Regions from separate parts of the Homo sapiens genome. Here region 1 is linked to region 2. Evidence: chromatin contacts called from ENCODE Hi-C or POLR2A ChIA-PET data. All regions are on one chromosome and are shown on one strand. Each heading gives the region's core, a stretch centred on a gene start or an enhancer-like site at or near the end of the contact. The rest is flanking DNA. Distances are from core to core; before and after follow the strand shown. Region 1 overlaps ARHGAP29-AS1 (ARHGAP29 antisense RNA 1). Region 2 overlaps ABCA4 (ATP binding cassette subfamily A member 4).

Region 1 (5,431 bases), core at 1,357-3,856, 250 kb before region 2:
TCATACCCGGAAACGAGCCTGACAAAGAGGCCGTTGAGGGCAATGCCAGCCCCAGTGTTGAAGGTGGAAGAGTGGGTGTCACTGTTAAAGTTGGAGGAGACAGCCTGGTGCTCAGTGTGGCCCACGATGCCCCCGATGGCCCCCTCCGATGCCGCTTCACCACCTCCTTGATGTCATCATATTTGGCTGGTTTCTCCAGAGAGCAGGTCAGGTCCATGACTGACACATTGGCAGTGGGTACATGGAAGGCCACACCACTGAGCTTCCTGTTCGGCTTGGGGATGACCTTGCCCACAGCCTTGGCAGCACCAGTAGACACATGCAGGGATGATGTAATGGAGAGCCCCATGGCCATCACACCACAGTTTCCCAGAGGGGCCATGAGAGTCTTCTGGGTAGCAGTGATGGCATGGACTGTGATGCTGAGTCGCTTCATGATGCCAGAGTTATTATGGATGACCTTGGCCAGGAGGTTAGGCAGCTGGTGGTGCAGGAGGCATTGCTGATGATCTTGAGGTTTTTATACTTCTTATGGCTCATGCCCATCACGAACGTGGGGGCATCAGCAGAGGGGGCAGAGGTAATGACCCTTTTGGCTCCACCCTCTAAGTGAGCCCCAGCCTTCTCCATGGTAGTGAAGATGCCAGTGGACTCCATAACATAATCAGCACCAGCGTCACCCTGTGTGATTTTGGTGGGATCTCCCTCCTGGAAGATGGTGATGGGATTTCCATTTTCAGCCTTGATGGTGCAGTGGAACTTGCTGTGGGTGGAATCATACTGGAACCATGTGATTCCATGGTAGACCATGTAGTTGAGGTCATTGATGGTGATGATATCCACTTTGCCAGAGTTAAAAGCAGCCGTGGTGACCAGGTGCCCAGTATGGCCAAATCCATTTACTCTGGCCTTCACTTTCATCATGGTGTTTCAGGGACATAGCTGGTGCCTCACTAAAGACTGGGCCATCTGTTGATGGGAGGAGCTGAGAGGCTGAATTTCCTTCCTCTTTAAGGCTGAGTAATATTCTACTGAATATTTTACATCACTGTTTTATCATGAGAAAACTGGACTTAGAGGGGTTAACTTATCCAAAATTAGAGAGAGAGAGTAAGAGAAAGAGCTAGGATTTGGGCCAAAGCAATCTGATTCCACAGTGCAGCCTCATTTCCCTTGTATATCCTGATGCATGTAGGTTAAGGGCCTAGCACTGCACCTGGATCAGGATGGCTGTTGCAGAAAGGCATTCTATTGTTTTTGATTATCCAGCACCTCTTCCACAGCTTATCTGGGTAACACAACTCCTCTTTTCCTTGAGGAGCTCTGTCTATGACTGTACCCTCATCCCCCCTGGCCACCATACAAGGGGCAGAAAGCTGAACATATTGCCCAGGTCAAGAAATCAGAGCCTTCCTTCCCTCCCCATTGCAGTGACAGATTCAGGAACGGTCACATGGGTGCAATCAGAGTCCTTCCTGGTGCTATGAGGAGATTGTGAGTCAGGAGTTGTAGGTGTTCATTTTAAAAACTTAGCAGGGAGATGGCAAGAAAGGTGGAGTCCTGAGCAATATCTGAGCCGCTGGATCTAGACACGTCTGAAGCCAGTTGTCCCTATCAACTTCCCTACAACGTGATTCCCCGTTTTTGCTTTTAAGCTAATTGGAATTGCATGTCTGGAACTTGCAAGAGAAAGAAACTGACTAATTCACTAGATCAAAAGGCCCTCATGGGAATGAAAAGGAAAAAACTAACAAGAGGTATTGTGAAGCTGTGTGATGTGAAAAAGAGGAAAACATCGAGAGTCTTTCTGTGGTTCAGATACCTGGTAACCAAGAATACTGCTATTACTGAGAAGGTGGAAGAAGTTGCTACTTTGGGTAGAGTTAAACGAGAAAGTTTCTGGTACTCCCAGGAGTCCAGACTACTAGTTAGCTTCCAAAGGTAAAATGCCCAATGTCACTTATGTCTGCTAAGCACTTCATCCTCTTCAGAATCTCAAACTCGTTAGTGTGTCCAAGGTCTGATTGGGATAGGGCTTTTGGACTCTGATCTTTATCCCCAACCCTGCTCAGTAACCTGGTATGAATTCTCCTTCCAAATATAATTTATTCATTAATCTGCTCATTCATTAATTGAACACAGGCTTGCTGAGTGCTTATGTGTATAGAGGACCTATATGCCAGGTATTAAGCCTATATGCCATAGTACCTATATGCCAGGTATTATGCCAGGTGCTAAGAACACAGTGATGAGAAAATAAATATGGTCCCCTATCTTCAAGAAGTTTGTAATCTAGTGGAGAAATCAGACATAGGATGGATTATCACCCACATGAATATAATTAAAAATTGTATTACATTCTATGAAGATAATAGAGATTAGTAAGAGGTATATGGGGGGATCTAATTCAGGCGGAGGAGAGTAGGATGATTAAGGGATAGCTTCTCTGGGAAAATAACATTCAAGCTAAGGTCAGGTCAGATGAGGTCAGCACTAAAATGAAAAAGAAAGGTGGAAACCAGAGGTGTTATTCTCACCCAACCATAAGAAACAAGTGATTCACCCACCAGGAATGTGAGACGGAGAGGCTTGAAACTGGTTTCTTTAAAGTGGAGCTACTTAGGGCTCTTAGAGCAGGGACTGGCAAATCAATTAAGTATTGTAGGAACCTCACTGCCTGTTGCCCAGTCACCTCTCTGTGACTCTGCTCATGTATTCATCCATTCACTCATGCATTCAAGAAATAGTTAAGGAATATCCACAAGTGAAGGGCATTGTACTAAATGATGAGGCTTCAGGAGAAGCAAGACAGCCTCCAGCCCAGCTCTCAGCAAGAAGGAAGAAGTACAGGTGGGCCCGCCTTCAGACAGCTCCAAGAGATGCCTAAGCCTTTCCCTTAGGGAATCTGCTGCACACTGGCATATGTGCATGTTTCATAAGACTTCTATCTCTGGGCCCCAATGCCTAACAGACTGGTACACTTTTTTTCTTTCATAATTCACAGAGTTAAATCTAGTTCTCCCAGTAGAGGCAAAGGTCCTCTCTACACATAAAGCTAAGAAAGAGATCACATGTGACAACATGGCAGGCTGACACCAAACACAGCGTGGCTGCCCAGTCCCTCCAGATAAACATAAGGAAAGGTCATCCAAACACAGGAAGACAGCCGCCCCCTTCCCTTTTCCTTTACCCCCTCCCCTTCCTCCCTCTGGCTCCCTTATCCCCAGAGGGTGGACCCAGCCTTTCCCAAAGTTTATTCTAAGAGCTCCAGGCTCCCACAGTGGAACGTGCTGTGGACATGGGAATACAACAGCCTAGCCAACAGGGAGAACCAAAAATATAAACTGAGATATTTAATAGATTTCTGTTCCCCCCCACCACCGAAAAAATTGTGGCAGAAATGTCTGGTACTACTGTTTTTACTGTCCTTGATATGTCAGCCCTTCCTAGAAGGTGGTCTTCTAAAGTTTATCGCATTTGTCAGCAAACACTTTGCAGAGAAAAGTTAAGCTCTTTCTTAGGATTTCTGTGCCACTCACATAATCCACTAAACAAATGCAATAAATTTTAGGGAACAAATTCCAAAAAGCCTTGTATTTCAAATGCCAGCGATGAGTTTAACAAGAGTACAAGTAACACTAAAACTGAAGGAAAAAAATTAGAAGGCTGAATTTCCTCTAAATTCAAGATTGGAATTTTGTAAATAATCAGGAATCCCAGAGTCCATAAATAGAAAGTCATTTTATCTTTTACTGACATACTGATCAAAACAGTGGTGAGAACATAAGCTTTGGATTTTACTTGCCACTTAGGAGAAAACAACATTAATACTGCAGGATTATGTACCTCGATGATTATAAACCAGCATTTGTGATGAAATGTGCAGTACTAATTTCAAAACAGACCCAGTGTTTGAAAGCAAAGCATAATGGTGACCTTTCTCATTAGCTGTTGCTCAAACAAAGATATGTTCCAGCAATATCCGATGCTTCCTTCCTGCCAGGGCCTCCACCCAATGCAATTTAAAACACTTGTGTTCTATCCAAACTAGAGCTGAGAATGTGGTGTTGTAGCTGAGCTTCAGTAGCATTGTGTTTATAGTTTATTATTACTTTCTAAGTTTTTTAATGTTTTGTTTTCATAAATTTATTGTCATGAGTTGGGTTTGCAAGATTAAGCATGTGAAACCATGTAAATGAACTCGTTATATATATATTTACTCTTCTACTTTTCCATCTTTCTATTTTTGTGACAAATAGCATTATAGGTCCTTAACCATAAGAACAGAAATGTATCTCATTTCTCTTTGGTGTTTTAATGAATATATTGCAGGCAAAAACAAAACCAAAAACAACTTTTAAGGATCACACCTATCTTGTTTTGTGTAAAATGCTATAAACCCAAACCTAAGGAAAGAATCTGAGAAACCAAAAGAGAGAAATTGAGAGACCACTTGAATACAGGTAATCCTCACGTCTCTAATGTCTAATGCTCTTGCAATCGTTAAAAGTTGAAAATAGTCAAAGCCAAGGCAATTTCCCATGGAACAATAAATAATGAAGAATTTAGATGCTGAACAAAGACCCAATGCTCAATCTCTATAGAAAGACCGTAAACACTTAGTACAGCTATAAATTATGTAGACCATTTATATTTTCTATAATGGGTACAATATTGTAATAGAAAAAAATTAAATGCACGTTACTTAAAATAATTTTGCCTCTTTATACTTCTGCAGTATAAAACTTTCTAAAGTATACGTACATAAGTTAGAAAGAGCTACATACTAATCAATCCCATGAAAGTGTATTCAGGATGGTACACTGTCACAATCTACAAGAACGACAAGTATTTAGAGTATCAATATTTGCCGCTGAATATTATTTCATTTAACTCTAAAAATAAGCAAGCAAAATTCTTTTTATCATTACCATTTTGAAAATGGCATCTCAGAGAAAATCGATAGCTTTCTCAGAAGGAGCTTTATTGGCTCATGGAACTGCAGTTTGGAGGTAGTGCTGCCCCAGCTGGCTGGTTTTAGAGGTTCACTATGTTATTTGGGCTCCAAGTTCAGCACCTCTAATGTTCTCTCAGCTCTGCCCTTTTCTGTGTGGTCATCACATCCTTAGGCCAGCTCCCCTCATTGCTGCAGCCGTTCCAGGCCTCCTATGCTCATACCACACACAACTCAGAGGAAGAGGGAGTCCCAGCATTCCCAACAAGAACCCCCAAGTTCCTGATGAAACACTCTATGTCATGTGCCCAGCTCTGACCAGTCAGTTATTGAGACAAAGGAGATGGGTGACTGACGAGCGTAACTCCCTCTGGAACTATCTGCCCTTCTTTAGCAATGTTGCTAAGAATGGAAGATCCCCTTTGTCCCCAAAGAAAATCTGGGCACTACTAAGAAAAAAGAAAGGGGAATGGGTAG
Region 2 (2,689 bases), core at 190-2,689:
AGGCATTATGTTTACATCATGTTCATTTTTTTTCCTCCAAGACTCCTTCTTTGAACGTGAGCATCCAGGGTGGGTTCCTGGGGTATGCGTGAAGAATCTGGTAAAGATTTTTGAGCCCTGTGGCCGGCCAGCTGTGGACCGTCTGAACATCACCTTCTACGAGAACCAGATCACCGCATTCCTGGGCCACAATGGAGCTGGGAAAACCACCACCTTGTGAGTCTTCCAGCAGAGAAGCTGGCTGCCATGCTAGCCTGTCATTTCCTGGCTTAGTCTTTCCCTATCAGCGGCTGTCTACTCTTTCCCACAAATTTTAGTGACAAATATTTGCGGCCCCAAAAATGTGTAAAAGCTTTCTGCAGTATTCAAAGATCACTAATATGTATTCTCTTGATGGGGAGGTAGAATACGTTTATTGCCCCTTTTGTGTGCCGGGGAAGTGGACATTCATTCAGAGAGTTGAAGTGACTTTCCTGAAGCCACCAAGTTGTCATGGCTCAGCGGGGGCAAAAGCCAGGCACCACAGTTGCCTCTTGTTTCTCACACCTTGAGTCTTTCCCCCCATCTCAACAGTCCATGGTGGTGATCAAGTCATGGCCACTGTCATCATGTGCATGGAAGCTATAGAGTCCTCCTATTTCCTTTCTCTTTTCTTTTCTTTTTTTTTTTTTTTTTTTTTGAGATAGTAACCATTACCCATGCTGGAGGGCAGTGGTGCGATCTTGGCTCACTGCAACCTCCGCCTCCCAGGATCAAGCGATTCTCCCACCTCAGCCTCCCAAGTAGGTGGGACTACAGGTGCATACCACCATGCCCAGCTAATTTTTGTATTTTTTTTTTTTTTTTTTTTTTTTAGTACAGACAGGGTTTCACCATGTTGGCCAGGCTGGTCTCGAACTCCTGACCTCAGGTGATCTGCCCGCCTCAGCTTCCCAAAGTGCTGGGATTACAGGCGTGAGCGACCGCACCAGGCCGAGTCCTGCTATTTTCAAGGAACATTCCTTTTCCTACCAATCATTAGGCAGGCTTCAACATCAGCTGATGAGGGTTAGTGGTCGTTCTGGAGAAAGTGAAAAAAGAATCAGTCTCTAGAGGGGCTTGTGGAGTAACCGCCTGGTAACAGAAGGTCAGGGCAGGGAAGGCAAAGGGGCTCTGCGCGGATCTCTCAGCTCCGCAGGCGCCCCACTCTCCTCCAAGGGACCCGAGCGCCATCTGCTGAGAGGAGAACACGGCCCGCCATGGTTTCCCAAGGAGCAGCAGACACGGACCTCGCAGGGGGCAGCGAACCCACGTGACACAGTCTTCAAGTCCTTTGGAGAGCCCCAGGAAGGAACAACAGCGTGTACACCCTGTGATGGAATGTTCTCTAGGGCGGTTCAGTGTGAATGGAATGTGGGGCCGGTGCCATTCTAATTGGTTCTGTTTCCCTCTAGTGGTTGATCGCGGAGATTTCGGCTTCTCCATCAGGACAAGTTCAGATAGCCTGAGATGGTATCAGAACTCAGGGACAGAGCTGGGTGTGGCGGCCCTGCATCCATCTGCTTTCTCTCCATGCTAACTGATATGGTCAGAGAGCTGGAAGCAAATTCCAGGACCCCAGGGCTCCGCAAAGGCAAACACATTACTTCATCGGCTGCTGACATGCAACTTCCCCCAGGGGTTAAAACAATGTTTAATACTAACAGTAATAATATTTTTGAGTTTTACTTTATGCTGGCGCTGTTCTAATGTTGTAAGTGTATTAACTCATTTAAGCCTTACAACAACCTAAGGACATGGGAGTCATAGTTCCCATTTAAAAAAAAAAAAAAAAAAAGCCCACCATTGCTCTGAGGCTTTTTATGTTTTGGATCCAAAGCTAATATTGGTGGTGGTAATTCCCATGCCTGGCTTCGATCAATTAATCAGCAAATGCCTAGGACTGCTTAGGGTTCTGGCCTTCATCAAGACCTTACCCGGGCTTTATGATGATGACACCTGGCTTTTCAATAGCCATGACTGCTCACCCAGGAGGCAACGCCTCGAGTCATGCACCGAACACCTTTTATTGATCCTCTCCAACACCAGGCTCCGTGATGGCTGAGCTGGGGACACCTGTGACTGCACGTGAACATTTTGAGGCTGGGAATCCCAAAGGCCCTCGGCGTTGGCCTGGGAGCACCATGAAACAAGTAGAAGCAGAGAAGGATGGCAGAGGTGGCCCTCTGCATTAGGGCCTGGATGTATACACTGGTGCTAAGGGGGCCCCACAGCTAATAGGGGTTTGAGTTTGACTGACAGCCCCAGGCAGGAATCTGTGAGAGTTCTCACTGAACCTGGTGTGGGGGTGGCCCTCCTAAGGCATGTTGCTAAAGGCCATCTCTTCTGCCACTGACGCCTGTGTTCTGCAGGTCCATCCTGACGGGTCTGTTGCCACCAACCTCTGGGACTGTGCTCGTTGGGGGAAGGGACATTGAAACCAGCCTGGATGCAGTCCGGCAGAGCCTTGGCATGTGTCCACAGCACAACATCCTGTTCCACCAGTAAGCGACACAGGAACTGAGACCGCCCCATCCCCTCTCCTCACCTCTGCCCCCAGCACACTTCTCTAGAGCCCAGCTCAGGGGTGCCAGGCCTGGGCACAGGCAGAGATACAGACTCTTATTTGGTTTCCCCTATGTTTAAAGTCCTTTGTCCTACTTGCAGTGAG

Evidence for each region. Hi-C counts contacts between places; a loop is a spot of excess contacts on that map. ChIA-PET counts read pairs that join two places held with the same protein, here RNA polymerase II (POLR2A). Pooled maps may share reads with other maps.
Region 1: a pooled map shows a loop between it and region 2 (8-fold over the local background). The contact joins two enhancer-like sites. A Hi-C loop is called at or near these places in 6 of 50 pooled maps. POLR2A ChIA-PET finds 5 or more read pairs at or near these places in 3 of 52 experiments (BJ, H1 and HCT116).

What each region holds. Positions count from the first base shown.
Region 1 is chr1:94,297,531-94,302,961 of GRCh38, reverse strand. The region is part of intron 2 of ARHGAP29-AS1 (ARHGAP29 antisense RNA 1); the gene reads right to left. It also overlaps a transcript of ARHGAP29 not described here and the pseudogene GAPDHP29. Among named protein-coding and RNA genes, the nearest start is that of ARHGAP29-AS1, 52 kb to the right of the region's middle. Within about 2 kb of position 2,606, at least 9 of the 41 ENCODE cell types and tissues checked have a DNase peak (open chromatin) inside an H3K27ac peak, as active enhancers do; they include HCT116, where a contact is called at or near this core.
Region 2 is chr1:94,044,446-94,047,134 of GRCh38, reverse strand. It overlaps ABCA4 (ATP binding cassette subfamily A member 4), which reads left to right. Exons shown (of 50, transcript NM_000350.3): 19 at 42-216; 20 at 2,391-2,522. Among named protein-coding and RNA genes, the nearest start is that of ABCA4, 75 kb to the left of the region's middle. RefSeq lists an enhancer at 2,277-2,689. Within about 2 kb of position 1,439, at least 28 of the 41 ENCODE cell types and tissues checked have a DNase peak (open chromatin) inside an H3K27ac peak, as active enhancers do; they include HCT116, where a contact is called at or near this core.